2 separate regions of the Mus musculus genome follow, and region 1 is linked to region 2. Evidence: chromatin loops called from intact Hi-C (ENCODE). Cell type or tissue: heart. All regions are shown on one strand. Each heading gives the region's core, and the rest is flanking DNA. Links, peaks and the distances in the headings are about the cores only. Region 1 has its middle 20 kb from the start of Gm36144. Region 2 has its middle 66 kb from the start of Gm38824.

The links. Peaks named below come from ENCODE experiments on the same cell type or tissue, not always from the same donor. Only the 100,000 strongest peaks of a DNase experiment are listed, where the experiment ranks them.
Region 1: a loop joins it to region 2, with 4 times the contacts of the local background. A loop is called at or near these places in 3 of 42 quality-filtered maps.

The regions. Positions count from the first base shown.
Region 1 is chr6:65,647,532-65,655,394 of GRCm38, forward strand. No RefSeq gene overlaps it. Among named protein-coding and RNA genes, the nearest start is that of Gm36144, 20 kb to the right of the region's middle. In heart, for the core only: a CTCF peak has its summit at 4,040 (motif pointing right); no DNase peak of the experiment used is centred there.
Region 2 is chr6:66,377,407-66,385,269 of GRCm38, forward strand. No RefSeq gene overlaps it. Among named protein-coding and RNA genes, the nearest start is that of Gm38824, 66 kb to the left of the region's middle. In heart, for the core only: a CTCF peak has its summit at 4,431; no DNase peak of the experiment used is centred there.

The DNA of each region.
Region 1 (7,863 bases), core at 1,559-6,558, 730 kb before region 2:
AAAATATTAGAAGTGGATGCTCTTGGCCAGATTTATAATAAGATGACACAACCCAAAGGACAGGCAGTTTTACATAGACAGTGTCACCTACCTACACCTCTGGATGGATACTATACAGAAAGGTAGGTGGCCCCTCCTTAGGGAGGTTTAACTTGTGTCTGGCTGAGTATGAGGTGGGCTGACCTGAAAGCCCAATTCTCATGCCACAGCCCATCCCAGTGCCTTTTCTCACGCCAGGCTCTCTTGCAAGCGGATCTACCGTGCTTTCTGCTGTATCCAAAGCTATGTTGCTTCAATCACCATTCTTGGTCCAACTGTACTGTGAGCTAGAGACACATTAATACAAAAGCTCTGAAACTCTGCTATTGACCTGACTCAGGAAGTAGCAGTCTGTAACCACATCCTGCAGAGGACTGTGCTGGCTGCAAGAGGTGCTTCGGGTATATGACATGTCCTCAGTAAATATCCATGACTGAATAAATAAGTGAATTCCTCCTTCAAAGAAACCCTGCTTGATTATGCTTTTCCTTTGAACAGTCCCTTCACTTCATGTTCGTCTTCAACCCTTAACTCTGTTCACAGGGTTCTGGACTACTGCGTGATGAGATTTAACCACTGTGTATCATCTTTAGCTTGTCTTGCTCTTTCGGTGTCATTCACATGGAAGGAAGCAAAGAAGGAAGATTCAGAAACAAACAAAAAGGCAAAGGAGAGCCCCCTGCTTGTCAGCTCAAAAGTCCAGGCTAAGAAAGTATCTGTGATTCTTTTCCTGAAATAGGTGCTGCTCCGTATTCCTTGATCACAAGTAAACCAGCATAGTACGGCACAAAAGAAGAGATAAAAACTGATGATCATCTCAGCACACACAGAAAATGCCAGGCAGGTTCAACATCCAAAAGATCACAGGAAATATTGCTTTCACTGGGGTGGCTGAAGCCATGCCCGGTCCAAAGTGAGGCTTCTAAAAAGTGAGGGTTCTACAAAGTGAGGGCTCTAGGAAGCAAGGTTCCCACAAGGCTTGCTTCTGTTCATGGCATACCAGAAGTAATGGACCAGAAAAAGAAATAAGTCTCTTGAATTGGAAGGAGAAAAGAAATATCCTTGTTTATGTAAAAAAAAAAAAACCCTAAACCCTCATCATCAACAACAAAACAGTATAAAAATAAAAAATAAATGAAATAAAGTGGCCAAGTACAAAATTGGGAGTATGAAAACCAGGGTATTTCTGTGTATGAACCATGAGCCATTCAAAAGAAAGCTTAGGAGAAGAATCCTATTCATAACAGTAAAACAAGCAAGACAGACAGACAGCAAGCAGGCCATCAAGCAAGCCATCAAGCCATCAAGCAAGCCATCAAGCAAGCAAGCAAGCAAGCAAGCAAGCAAGCAAAAACCAATAAATATGGGGAGGCAAGAAGGCTCAGCAGAGTTTCTTACTAAGAAAGAAGGAAAAAGAAACCAACTCTACACCCAAATTCTTGTCTGATCTCTACTTGTTTGCCACAACAGAAGACCTGGCCTATAATAATAAAAAATTAAGATTAAATCAAGTCCCAGCTGGGTGTCCTAGTTAGAGTTACTATTGTTGTGATGCAATTCCATGACACAAACCAAGTGAGAAAGGAAAGGATGTATCTGGCTTTTGCTTACACATCACTGTTTATCACTGAAGGAAGTCGGAGCAGGAACTCAAACAGGGCAAGAGCCTCGAAGCAGGAGCTGATGCAGAGGTCATGACGGAGTGCTGCTTACTTACTGACCTTTTCCTCATGGCTGGCTCAGCCTGCTTTCATACAGAGCCCAGTACCACTAGCCCAGGGATGGTACCACACACAATGGGCCAAGCTCCATCAATCACTAATTAAGAAAATGTTCAGCAGCTGGATCTAATAAAGGACTTTTCTTAATTGAGGTTTCCTCCTTTGAGATGTTGCTAGCTTGTGTCAACTTGATATAATACTATCCAGTACATTGGACATGCTGGCTCATACCTACAATTAATTCCAGCATTTGGGAGCTGAGGCAGGAGGCCTGTGAGTTCCAGGTTCGCCAAAGGTACACAGTGAGACCTTGTCTCAAAACAACTTCTGTTCTTCAGAATAGTTCAGTAAAAATTTCCAATAAATGAGACAATGGGGGGGAGGGGGAGCTGGTATTAGGGGCAGGATAAGCTTCATGGTAAAATACTTCACTAGTCTGTGTGAGGCCCTGGCATTTGATCCCCAGTACCCTCTTTGGTCTGTAAAAGAGCAATTTCTATCCATCAGCATTAGTAGTAAGTAGTATTTCTCAAACCACTTACTTAAACCACTAGCTTTTCCTATGAACCAACTTGTTTTCTTCACTCCATTGTCACATCTGGATTTTGTTCTTTGCCTCATTCTACTGGTTCCTGGGGATTTTATTTTATTTGCTTACATGGATCCCACGTCACCTTCCAATTTACTAATCTGTAGCATTTCGTTTTCAAAGTCCTCTTCTACCAGAATCACTCAATGAGCTGTTTTCAGGATTCAGGAGTATTCATGGCAGTTTCCTTGCAGCTCATATGTGGAAAGGTACTGACTAGTGACAAAGACATTCATCTAGCTACATCTTGTCCATCTCGGTGACAGGACCAGGCTTAACTCTTTTTTTTTTTTAGATTTATTTATTTATTATATGTAAGTACACTGTCTTCAAACACTCCAGAAGAAGGCATCAAATCTCATTACGGATGGTTGTGAGCCACCATGTGGTTGCTGGGATTTGAACTCAGGACTGTTCAGAAGAGCAGTCAGTGCTCTTAACCGCTGAGCCATCTCTCCAGCCCCCAGCCTTAACTCTTGAAGCTTACAGAAAAGACATTCAAGGACCATATCACTTTTTAGGAATGTAAGCTTGCATTTGTTGTTGTTGTTAGCCTGAAAATATAGGAATCCTTAAGAGAAACAGTAGCTCATAAGCCTAAACCCAGGCTAGAATTGGTCTCAAGATATAAAAACAGATGCAGTAACTTTCCCCTTAAACTGGGGTGTCCCTTCTGGTCAGGTTGTAGGCTATGGCTTGAGTTGTCTTTGTCCAGCAATGTAGTCAAGAAACATCATTTGTCTTTCAGATCTTGCCATGAGAACTCAGGCTGTAGATTTTAATATTTGTCTGGTATAGTCATTTTGGTTTTGAAACAAAATAGAAGTAAATAATAATCTAACCATTTGATCTTTCAGAATAGAATTAATTCTGTGTCTGCTTCATAGAACCATTCATAAAGAGTTTAGGTTTTAAGTACACCGACAGTGGAATAAAACAGGGGAAAAGACCTGTCACTGCAGGGTTCTATCTCCCAGCATTCTAGTTACACTACGGGGTTTTAGTCTACTTTTAGAATGGTTAGAGACAGACAACATTCAACAGAACCAATATAAATCTTTAACTGGGCTAGTAGTTTGGAATCATTGGCATGGTTGGTGTTTTATTTAAACGTTTGAACAGTGATCATCTGAGGTGAAGTGCTTTTTTTTTTCTTCTCCTCCTCCTCCTCCTTCTCCTCCTCCTCTTCCTCCCCCCCTCCCCCCATCCTCCTCCTCCTCCTTCTCCTCCTCCTCCTCCTCCTTCTCCTCCTCCTCCTCCTCCTCCTCCTTCTTCTTCTTCTTCTCCATAGTTCACTTTGGACCAGGTTAAGTTTCAGGATAAAGAGGCTTACTTGACCACTCTGCTAAAGCACACTTTAGTGTCCACACAGTAATAATAAACACTGTCCAAGTGAGTCATGAAAAAGTAATCTTGTCATGAAGTTTTTAAACAAGACACATTTTAAACAAGTTGGTTTGTTTCTGGCCACAGTCCCACTGGGCCTTTTGTGTGGCTTTGGCTCGTTTTAGTCACAAATTAGACAGACCTATACTAAGTATCAGCTTATTCCTAAATATCTGAATTTTTTGTTTTTCTGTTAATAACTTTGACTTCTACCTTGTTAATAATATATCTATTATTATTTTCCTTTAATATTGATCCCATCAAAGAGAAAACTAACATTTGGATTCAAAGGTTTGTTTCTAAGTCAAATGTCCACTAGGTGGAACTATTGTCTCAAACGAATGAGACTAGAAAACCTATTTCCAACTTTCCCTGTTGTTAGGGCATAAAATCTAAAGGGTGATTTCCTTCTCTTTCCCTGGTATTTTTTTTTTTTTAATATAAGCAACATTAGCACTTTGAATGCATGCCATCTGACAGCTGATATTCAGAACTGCACCGCCGTGAAGACTTCAACTAAGATGGTCCAATGCTCAGTCCTCCTGGGCACTATTCTCTTTCTTAGGCTTAATAATAACAAGTAAAAATATTTTGCTTAAAAATTTGCCTTAAAACTAGAATTTTGGAAGACTTCCTTAATAAACCAGTAATTAAAACCTCACAGACATGTAAATATATAAAAATACAAAGTACCAACCAAAAAGTTGAGGAAGCCCTCAAAACTGGAAACATGCCCACAAAGAGCAAGTTCTAGTGTCTGTCCCACATGTCTGTCAAATTTGCACAAACTACCCCTGTGCATTAATTCACACACTCTTACCCAGCACACACAAGTTTACTTAAACCACTTACTTTACTTAATGCAAATAGCACATAGCAAAGTTGGAGAGCACATTTTGTTCTTATTTGAAGTTTCTGTCCTAAATATGAAAATCTCTCCTTACTAAAATTTAACATGCTTTGCAGTAAATTAAATTGAAATACTTACAATTTTTAACATTTTATTAGATATTTTCTTTATTTATATCTCAAATGTTATCCCCTTTCCTAGTTTCCCCTCCAAAACCCCCTATCCTATCTCCCCTCCTCCTGCTCACCAACACACCCATTCCCACTTCCCTGTCCTGGCATTCCCCTACATTGGGACTTCGAGCCTTCATAGGACCAAGGGCCTCTGATCCCATTGAATTTTTAACATTTTTAAAAGCTCTTATATTTGAAGAAAATATTAATTTTTAAAGTTTTGAGATATAGTCTCCTTTACATTTACAGTCAAAATAATTTACCCAATAATTTAAGAATCTTAAAAACTAACAGAAATTCTCTAGTTTCCCTTTAAATCACTTTTCGAAATGGAATTTTGAACATCAGATTTTGATTTGTTTTATATACAAAAACCAAAGTAGTGGACACTCAGTAAATTTCTCTATCCAATCTGTTTTTTTTTTTTCCACTCTGTGGTTTTGAAAGCCTATAAATTCATGTTCTAGGTTGGATGTTGGTCTCCCAAGAACACGTTGCTGTAAATGCAGACAGCAGGCCCTGGGTGAGAGTCCCCAGCACCAAGAACATGAAGCATGTAGCCCTCTGCCACAGCAGACAGAGTACAACACTCACTTTCTCACCCATCCAGCTACTTCACCATTTATTGACCATTTCTATACAATTATTTATAGCTTTAGAAAAACACTCAACATTTCTATGTCTTTATTTTTAGTATGCTACCATATCTTTCTAAATTCTCAAAATTCTAACTTTCAAATATGGGGAAGAAAATCTCGGACTTTTTATTGTATTTTAAAACAAATCCAAGCCCCTAGGTCTGAGACTCATGGCTTTCTTCTATACAGCTCCAACTTATATTCTGAGATGTACTACATATATAATGCTGCACTGAAATACCTACTCATCATACCCAAAATACTTTTTTTTTTGATATTTTCTTTTCACTGATATTTTTCTTCTACTACAAAATATCTTCCAGCTTTTTCACATATTTAAGATAAATCTTCCCTAATCTTTCCTCTTTTTGGTTTCCCTTTTTAATCTCTCTCTCTCTTTTTCTCTTTCTGTCTGCTTGTTAGTCTTTCTCCTTTTGTTTCTTTGTCTTGTCTATTTATCATATCTATCTATCTATCTATCTATCTATCTATCTATCTATCTATCTTTTTTCTTTCTTTCTCTCTCTCTCTCTCTTTATCTTCCCATCCGTCCATTTATCACATCACCCCACATCACATCGTATCTGTCTGTCCATCCATCCATCTATCCACCCATATATCATAGCATATTATATCATATCATATCACATCACATCACATCACACCATGTATCATCTATCATCTTTCTATTCATTCATGCATCCATCTATTTATCATAGATCTGAATATCTGAGATAAGGTCTTGAATCACAGAATACCAAATTCTTGGTATGTACCATGTAGCCAATACTGGCCTGAAATCTTCATCCTACTAAATGCTGGCCTTTCAGTGACACATCACCTTAATTGGCTAGATCTCACCTTCTTGATAAGGGTCAAGTCAATTTCTAATCAGGAACAAATGGTCTAGTCTTTATCTTTTGACTGCTTTGAGTTATCTTTCAGGTCACTTATTGGTTCTACTCAGTTGGTTCATTTTCAACTTGACACAAACTAGAGTCACCTAGGAAGAGGGAAACTCAGTTGAAGAATGACTTCCATCAGATTGGACTCTGAGCTATCTCTGGGAATTTTTAAAATTAAACATAGCATGACGGCCAGCCAACTGGAGGTGGTGTTGGGCTATATAAAGAAGCATAATGAGCAATCCATGAGGAGAAGGCCAATTAACAGCACTTTTCATGCTTCTGCATCAGTTCCTGTCTCCAGGTTCCTTCCTGTAGTCCTACCCTGACTTCTTTGATGGTGGACTGTGACATGATGGATATGTAACCACATGACTCCTTTTCTTCCCAAGTTGCTTTTGGTCATGGTGTCAATCACAACAACAGAAAAAAAAATGGAGTAACATTTGCAAATGTTTTGTTTTCTGATAATCCATTTTCCACACTGAAGGAAACAAGAGCTTGATAAATACTAATCTAATTATTCCTTTTTTGAACAGATGAATTACTCTCATGATTTGAAGGACCAAGTCCAAATACCTTCAGATGGTTCTTAAGAGTGAGCATACTATGACCACTACCCATTACCTTCAGCCATTTTCAGCTCAATATTCCTGTGCCTTTAGCTTGACTTTCCTCAACTTACAATGGACTTTGGCACCCTTGGGTCTTTACATATATTCTCACAACCACCTTCAATCTCACTCCTTAATGCCAAGCATGACTAAGTTCCCATTCACCACACTTCTGAGCCTGCACATCTTCCACAGCTACTAGTATTGCATCTTTGTCCAAAATCTATCCTGTATCCTTCCAGAAGCATCCCACACTTTATGGACAGTATTTAACTGGTTTTACCCATTTCCTCCCCTGTGTGCTAATAAATTACTTTGCAGAGACTATTTCATGTTCAGCAATTATCAAACTGTTCTGTACCCAGCAAAAAATAGCATATGTTTAAAAAGTCTGTGGGGATATAATATTAATATATATACATAGGCACATGTATATCATATGTAATAAATATTTTAAGTAATCAAATTTATTAGCTTTTTGGAGAAAAGGAATTCCATGGTTGTTTAGATGGTTTTATACTGTGTTGTTGTAAACCAATTATGATATTGTATAAGCAAGTCAGTAATAAGTCACATGTGTAGACTAATTTTATCACATTTTGTTTTTGCGAGTACACAGACGGTATATTTATACTGGTTGTCATATCTTGACATTTAGGTCATCCTCATGTAACCAACAGTGATTTCTAGAAGTGATAGAGTAGATGCATTGTCCCAGAGAAGATCTGTGCATTAGCGCATGTGCATTAACCTATAACGCTTACACTAAGAACGTTATTTCTCATTGGTTATACGGAACTCCTGGAAAAGTCACTTTACTCCCTTCTGAACTACCCTCATTGTTCACAAGTTGAAGTTGTCATTGTGGTTCAGCTTAGAGATATACATCAAATGGAACATGTTTTAACTATCCTAAATAAATAACCACATAATAAAAAATCAATAAAC
Region 2 (7,863 bases), core at 1,332-6,331:
ACTTTTTGAAAGAGTAGTATTATCTTGCTGTTTCATGTTTCTTGTCTTGTGTGTGCATGTGTTCCAGACACCTCTTCTGCCTTTCTTTGGGAATCTTTCTTTGAGAAACCTGCCCTTGAAGGTTCCATCCTCAGTACCACTCATGAAGAGTTAATAGCTGGTTTTGGAAAAGGTCTCCACTCTACCACACCAACAGGACACAACATAGCTGAAACCTGTTGGAATTTGCTGTGTTTCCTGTCTCTTTCCCTAGGTTTATAGGTGTCCTTCTACTTCCTTCAAAGACTTATGAAGTTTTCCGTCTCCTTCTGCCTTTGGAATATACTCTTGTTTTATTTTGTTTGTTTTCTTTTTCTTTCTTTCTTTTTTTTTTTTTTTACTGAAGTAATTTTCTCCTTTTTTATCTTAACAATTTTTATTAGATATTTTCTTTATTTACATTTCAAATGTTATCCCCTTTCCTACTTTTCCCTCTGAAAATCCCCTATCCTTTCCCCCTAGGCCTCTCCCCCTGCTCATCAACCCACCCACTCCTGCTTCCTGGCTCAAGCATTCCCCTATACTGGAGCAGAGAACCTTCACAGGACTAAGGGCCTCTCTCCCACTGATGACCAACTAGGCCATCCTCTGCTACATATGCAGCTAGAGCCATGAGTCCCATCATGTGTTTTCTTTGGTTGGTGGTTTATTCCCAGGGAGCTCTGGGGGTACTGGTCAGTTGATATTGTTGTTTCTCCTAGGGGGCTGCAAACCTCTTTAGCTCTTTGGGTCTTTTCTCTAGCTTCTTCATTGGGTACCCTGTGCTCTGTCCAATAGATGGCTGTGAGCATCCACTTCTGTATTTGTCAGGCACTGGCAGAGCCTCTCAGGAGACAGCTAGATCAGGCTACTGACAGCAAGCTCTTATTGGCATCCACAATAGTGTCTGGTTTTGGTGGTTGTTTATGGAATGGATCCCCAAGTGGGGCAGTCTCTGGATGGTCATTCCTCCAGTCTCTGCTCCACATTTTGTCTCTGTAATTCCTTCCATGGATATTTTGTTCTCTCTTCTAAGAAGGATCAAAGTACCCACACTTTGGTCTTCCTTCTTCTTGAGTTTCATGTGTTTTGTAAATTGTATCCTGGGTATTCTGAGCTTCTGGGTCAATATCCACTCATCAGTGAGTACATATCATGGGTGTTCTTTTGTAATTGGGTTGCCTCACTTAGGATGATATCCTCCAGAACCATCCATTTGTCTAAGAATTTCATAAATTCATTGTTTTTAATAGCTGCATAGTACCCCATTGTGTAAATGTACCACATCTTCTGAATCCATTCCTCTATTGAGGAACATCTGGGTTCTTTCCAGCTGCTGGCTATTATAATTAAGGCTGCTATGAACATAGTAGTACATATGTCCTTAATACATGTTGGAGCATCTTCTGGGTATATGCTCAGGAGTGGTATAGCTGGGTCCTCAGATAGTACTGTATCCAATTTTCTGAGGAACCACCAAACTGATTTCCAGAGTGTTTGCAGCAGCTCTTTCTCAGACTCCTCAGGCAGCTCTATCTTACCATCTTACCTGGAAGTCTTTCATAGCTTCCTTTACTAGAAAAAAATGTTCCTCTTTATCCCTTTATATACCAGTTTTCTGTATAATTTATCCTATTTATGATTTGGTATTAAATACACAATTACTAATAAAGTATCTATATATGTCATCACCTAACATAAGCACCACCAGATTAATCCTCACACTTGTAGTTAACAGATGTAGAGATGCATCGAAGACTGAGCAGACTGTTTCACAACGTGCCAGCCAGAGTAGAATTAATTCTCAACTGATGCTTGAGCATGAAAACCTGAGCAGCTGGGACCTAACCTTCCCTAACCTGCGCTCTCACTGTACCTCTCTGTCTCCTGAGCACAGATTTCTGAGGGAGAAAGGAAGAGTGAGGGAGGAACAAAAACAGAAACACCCAGAATAATTGAAAATATAGTAACAAATGAAATAAATAGTCTTGCCTACACAAAGTTTATAATATAAACTTGTGAGGAAACACAGAAAATTAAAAAGAGAAAGCCCTTCCCTGTAGCTGGGGGAGTGATAGACCAATATGCTCACATAGAAAAGAACTAGAAAAGAGCTTCACAATACCTCCTCAAGCTGAAGACACACATAGAGTTTAACTAGTCTTGCAATTATATACCATAAGACCACATTATTGTCCTATGAGAAAGTATGTGCAACAGTGTGCACAAAAGCATTAAAAATGCCACATTACCAACATGTCCATAAACAGTTACAATCATAAATTTGGGGATAGTTACATGATAGAAAATTATAGAGCAGTTATGAACCAACTACAGCTATAGAAAGAAATTGGGTGAGATCACAGATACCATGCTGAACTAAAGAAACCAGGCAAAAAGAAAAACTTTCTCTAGGAAATCTTTTAATCTTTCAAAACACGATAGTTTATCAATATCCATTGTGTAAGTGACTTTGGGGAAACAGTGATGGAAAGAGGGCATGACTGAATGCTAGCTTACAAGTGGCTCTACTCCCCAGCCACCTGGTTCTAAACCAGGGATGTATTTATTGGTTGAAATTTTTCAACATATTTCATCCATTTTTCTGAATGTCTAAGTATAGTAAAAATCTCCATATTTTTAAGGTGTTCACAGCTGGTTTTTTTTCTCAATTTTTGTTTGTTATACTTTCTTGAAGAAAAAAAAATAGCCATGCCATGTAAAATTTAAATTTAACAGATAAAATTCCTTGCAATTTTAGTGTTTAAATTTTGTCTGTGTTATAGTTTATCTTGTCAGCTCAATTGAACTGAGAAACACCCAGGAGATAAGTAAATCATACCGTTTGTGTATCTATGAGAGTTTCCAGATTTTGTTAACTAAGGCACGAAAACCCATCCCAAGTCTATAGACTGGGTCCTCAATGGGAAAAGGGAAAGGCCACTACCATGGACACTGTTTGCTTTGCAGATGCTGTGTGAACTTCCTGCTCTAGCACTCATTTTCTACCATGCTGATCATAACAGAAATCTATGAAACTGTGTTCAGCCATAAACTGTAAATGGGCTCAGCAGGATACAGTTATATGTACATGGTTTGTGTGTATGCATGTGTGCAGTGTGTGTGTGTGTGTGTGTGTGTGTGTAAGTGTTTTAACAATAATCATTAAAGAAGAGCTTATGAGCTTGAGAGGGAGTGGGGGCATGGGAGGAGTTGAAGGGGAAGAGGGTGGAGTAGACATGACATAGACACAGTACTCATGAATTCATTAATAGAATTCTCCCCTGCCCTCCCAGAAAAAAATGTAAGACAAATAAATGAACCCTTTCTATTCTAGCATGGCACTCTGAAGTCTAACTATGTAGAACTGGCTGATCTCAAACTCATACAAATCAGCCAGCCTTTCCAGGAATTAGAAAAACCTAGAGCTCAGTGAACTAACATGAGAACAACAGCATCTGAAGATGTGGATTGTAATCCATACACAGTTTTGACATATATTAAATACTTAAAACATATAGGAGAAATATACAAGAGTATGATTATAATCTTAGAGTAAAGAATATTTTGCTAAATATAGAACAAAGACATTGGTAGACTAGACTATTAATTTTCAGAACATTTAAATGCAAAATGTTATTAGTGTGTATTCATTGTACATAGTGGTGGGCTTTCTTTGGAGCATCTTCGCACTCTTCTGCTCTCTCTCCCTTGTGTTATTCCCCAGACATTCTCACCTCTACTTCCATACCCTATCTACACATGTGATTTTAGATATACATCTAAAATCTAAATCCATATTAGAGAAAACGGTCTGTCTCTCTGAGTCTGTTTTGCTTATACAACAATCTCTATTTGCATTCATTTTCTTAAAAACAAGGAAATTTATTTTTTTCTTTGTGGCTGAATGAAGCTCCTTTGTGTATAATACATTTTCTTTATCTATTCATCTCTTGACAGACACCTAGGCTATTTCCATAATTTGGCTATTGTGAGTGGTGTGCCAATAAACAGAGATGATTAATTGACTAATTTACATTCCCACCAACAGTGTATATAAGCTTCCCCCCCTCCCATCTCCACTGATCTTACAGCATCCGTTGCTATGTGGGGTTTTTGTTGTTTTTTTTTTTTTTTTTTTTTTCTAAAGTAGCCATTCTGATTGGGGTGAAATGGAATTTCAGTGTTGTTCTTATTTGCATTTTGCTACTTGCTAAATACATTGAATGGCTTTCCATGTGTTTATTGGCCACTTGAGAACTGTCTAGCATTTCATTAGCCCATTTACTAAATGGGGTTGTTTGGTTTCTTGATATTTAGACTATTAAGCCTTTCTTTGTATATTCTGGATACTACTGCCTTGTTAGTTGGTTACAGTTTCTTTCCATTGTGTAGCCTTTCTGCACTCTGGTGGTGGTTTCCCTAGCTGTGCAGAGGCTTTGAAACATAATTCAGTCCTATTTGTCACATTGAGAATTGTTCCTTGTGCTGCTGTGGTCCCTTGTAGAAAGTCTTCACTGTGCCCTGATTTTTTTTTCTTCTCTACCAATCTAGAGTTTTACATCCGCACTCCTATTTTGATCCATTTTGAATTGACTTTTGTTTAGATTGGCATACAGTATCATTCTTCTACATATGAATGTGATTGGGCACTTGGTCCACATGCTGAAGCCCTCAGTTCAATCCCCAACTCTGAAGAATAAAATCAATTGTAAGGTTTAAAAGAACAATCATGCGGTTAAGGAATTTAGAACATTTGCTTATCAAGAACTTGTGGATATTTATGTTTCAGTAAAGATGGTAGAAAGGAAAGTCATAGCTGGGAGAAAATACTTTAAAAGATATGTCATTGTCACCTGAAAATATTAATATTCAAGAGTATATATACACTAAAATATAGAGGATCCAACAAGAAAATGAAAACATTAAATCTAGGAGCTGACAAGCCTCAAATACAAACAGCCAAAAAGCTCATGAAGAGTTCATTAGTAACTGAACTCTAACCAAAGTCCCCTGAAGTATCTAACCTATCAGCTCTACAGGAAGCATGTCTAACAGCCCAAGAGCTGGTAAAGATATAGAGAATTCAGAACCCACAAATACTCACAAGTGACAGAAATGATCAACACAAATGGTTTCCCATTCACACCATGGAACAGGAGACTTGGACCAGTCTATGCACAGCATCTGCGGGACTATCTTTTAAATTAACAGTGGAACAAAAAGAAAATGCAGGCAAAGTTCTGTTCTTGTAAAGTCAGAGAAGAGTGAAAACTGTAGTTTTTAAAATGTAACTGTACAGGATGATTTATAACCCAAAATTTATGACTCTAAAGGCTATTAAATGGGTGTGGGAGTCTCAAAGGAGACTGCAGAGGTATCTATTTCCTGGCAGTGTGTGAGGAGTCTATGAAGCAAGAGTTTTATGAGAGCAGCCAAATGTGCTTTCTCTTTCCATTGCTTTTCTTGAGGCCAGCAGAACTGAAGAGAGTAGCTTGCTCCTCAAACAGGACAGTTAACTGAAGTAATGCTTGCCTTATACGCTGTGAAACTGGGCAGAGTTGGGCAGTTGTGCTTCATCCTAGAGCTGACTTTACAGAAACACAGAGATACTGATGAACTAGGGGAGTCAGGACACACATTAAAATTATTGCTTCTGAGTTCAAGATAATCACATTTAAACATGAACTCTGACTTCGGCCAACATTAGAGAGGTAAAAGCCCAGAAAAGAACGGTAGAAGTGTTGATTTGTCTAAATGAGCAGGCTCTGCTACAGAAGACTGTCCTGGTTTGTTTTGTTCACAAGGTGGAGGTTTGAAAACTACAGCAAACATAGAAGTAATTGAGAGTATGTGAACTCAATGGCCTCTACCAATTGTCTCCAATTAGAGACCAGAGTCGGATGAATCAAACATTTGTTATATTTGAAGTGTAGGCAGAAGCCATTATAATCCAGTGTACATTTGCCAGTTTTCTGATTTGAGGACCTCCATTATCCAGTTGTCCTGCTAAAATGTTTGCATTTCGTATGTGAAAAATATGTATTTGCATATCTGTAACAGTCATAATTGGCACTATATCTTGCTCCCAACTGCATATGATGGCATGTGTTCGACAAGTGAGCAAACCCTTCAGTTATAAACAACATTCACAATGACTTTGACTTCAGCCCGAGTCTACGCTTTGTGCATGTTACTTGCCCAGACCTTTCTGCACATGTGATTTAAGCCAGTCACCAACAAGGGTGAAAAATCACATTTTGAAGGCCAAACACATTGCTTTATTTTTTAACTATTTACTTGCCATACCTCAGAATTACGTCCAAATAAAACATACATTTTCAAGAAAAATGGTCATGCAGAAACATATTTTACTGAGGTAATAGGCAGAAACACACAGAGTACTGATGGGTTCCTCCTCAGTCACCCCACTGACTGTGACAAACCAGCTCCTTGATGTTTAGGAAACAATACAGTGAATAAGGGAGAGTTACTGGCATTTTCCAGAAGACTGGCTTTAAGAAAAAGCTAGCATCTACAGAAGATCTTCTCTTCCCTTCGGTTATTCTCCCATATACAGGGAATGAGCATTATGTTAAAATGTTTCCAATCTGGTGTACAGTTGCTATCTGTCTCTCTGTCTGCTTTCTGTATTCAAGAAAACATAAAAAGGAAACTTTATGTCTTGTGTAATCTAAAATTGAGCCACACAAACGAAATTTCAGAATTACTGTCAGGCCCTTGAGACTATGCATGTATAGCATGTGAATATCTCTACTGTTTCATATTAAAGATGTTTCTTAGATTAGTTCCTGTCTGGGTGTGGTGGCTCACATCTGTAATCCCAGCCCTCAGAGGGCTAAGAAAAGTGGTCACTCCAAGCCTGAGCCAGTCTGGTATACCCCATAACTATCTTTAAGAACAAAAACAGGATGTTTTCTTTAAGGCATCATTTATTTATTTAGCGTTATTTATCATGAAACAAAACTTGAAAAAAAGGAAAAGTTTGACGTTGGAGAGATGGCTCAGCTCTTAACACCTTTTGCTGCCCTTGAGGAGGCCCCAGGGGGATTGGATCCCAATTTTATAACTCCAGCTCCAGGAGGTCCAATATCCTCTTCTGTTCTGTGGGCATTGAACATGCACTAGACAAGCCTTTAGTGCACATGTGTACATGCAGAAAAAACCCACTTCTTCACATAACATAAAAACAAGTAAAATCTGAAAAATGAGTTCTCCTTACTATATGAATAGGCCCTTAATATTGATAATTATAGTTTTTAATATTTAATTAAATGTAATCATTTAATAATATATTAGGTAATAAAATATAGTTGTATGAATTAATAATATTTTTAAAATCCAATATTTTAAACAAATTTATTTAGAAAATAAATTTAAATGACTGCTTCATGTTTGACTATAAGATATATTTTCACTTACACCTCCTAAATCAAACATGCTACTAATATTTTTATGTTCTTTATCTAAAATTTTGTTTTTCCTAATGTGCAGAAAGCTGGCTTTAATCAAAATTTGGGTATAGCTATCTAAATTTTCCCCCATTTTTGTATGTTCAAAATCTTCCAAGTTCTCCTAATATTGCTTGGGCATATAAGTATATCATTCTTTCAAATATTGCAGACCTGTTAAATTGTTGAAATTATTTTCAATAAAAAGATTTCTTTCAATATTATTTACAGAGATCTTAGTTTAATCTGTTCAGTATGTTGAGCATAGTCAGGTGCCAGATTCCACTGTGTTCTCAATACAACCACATGGCTTTTCTTTCCATCTTCTTTGAATTAAATTTCTATCGCATACTTGAATGTTATTTAATACACT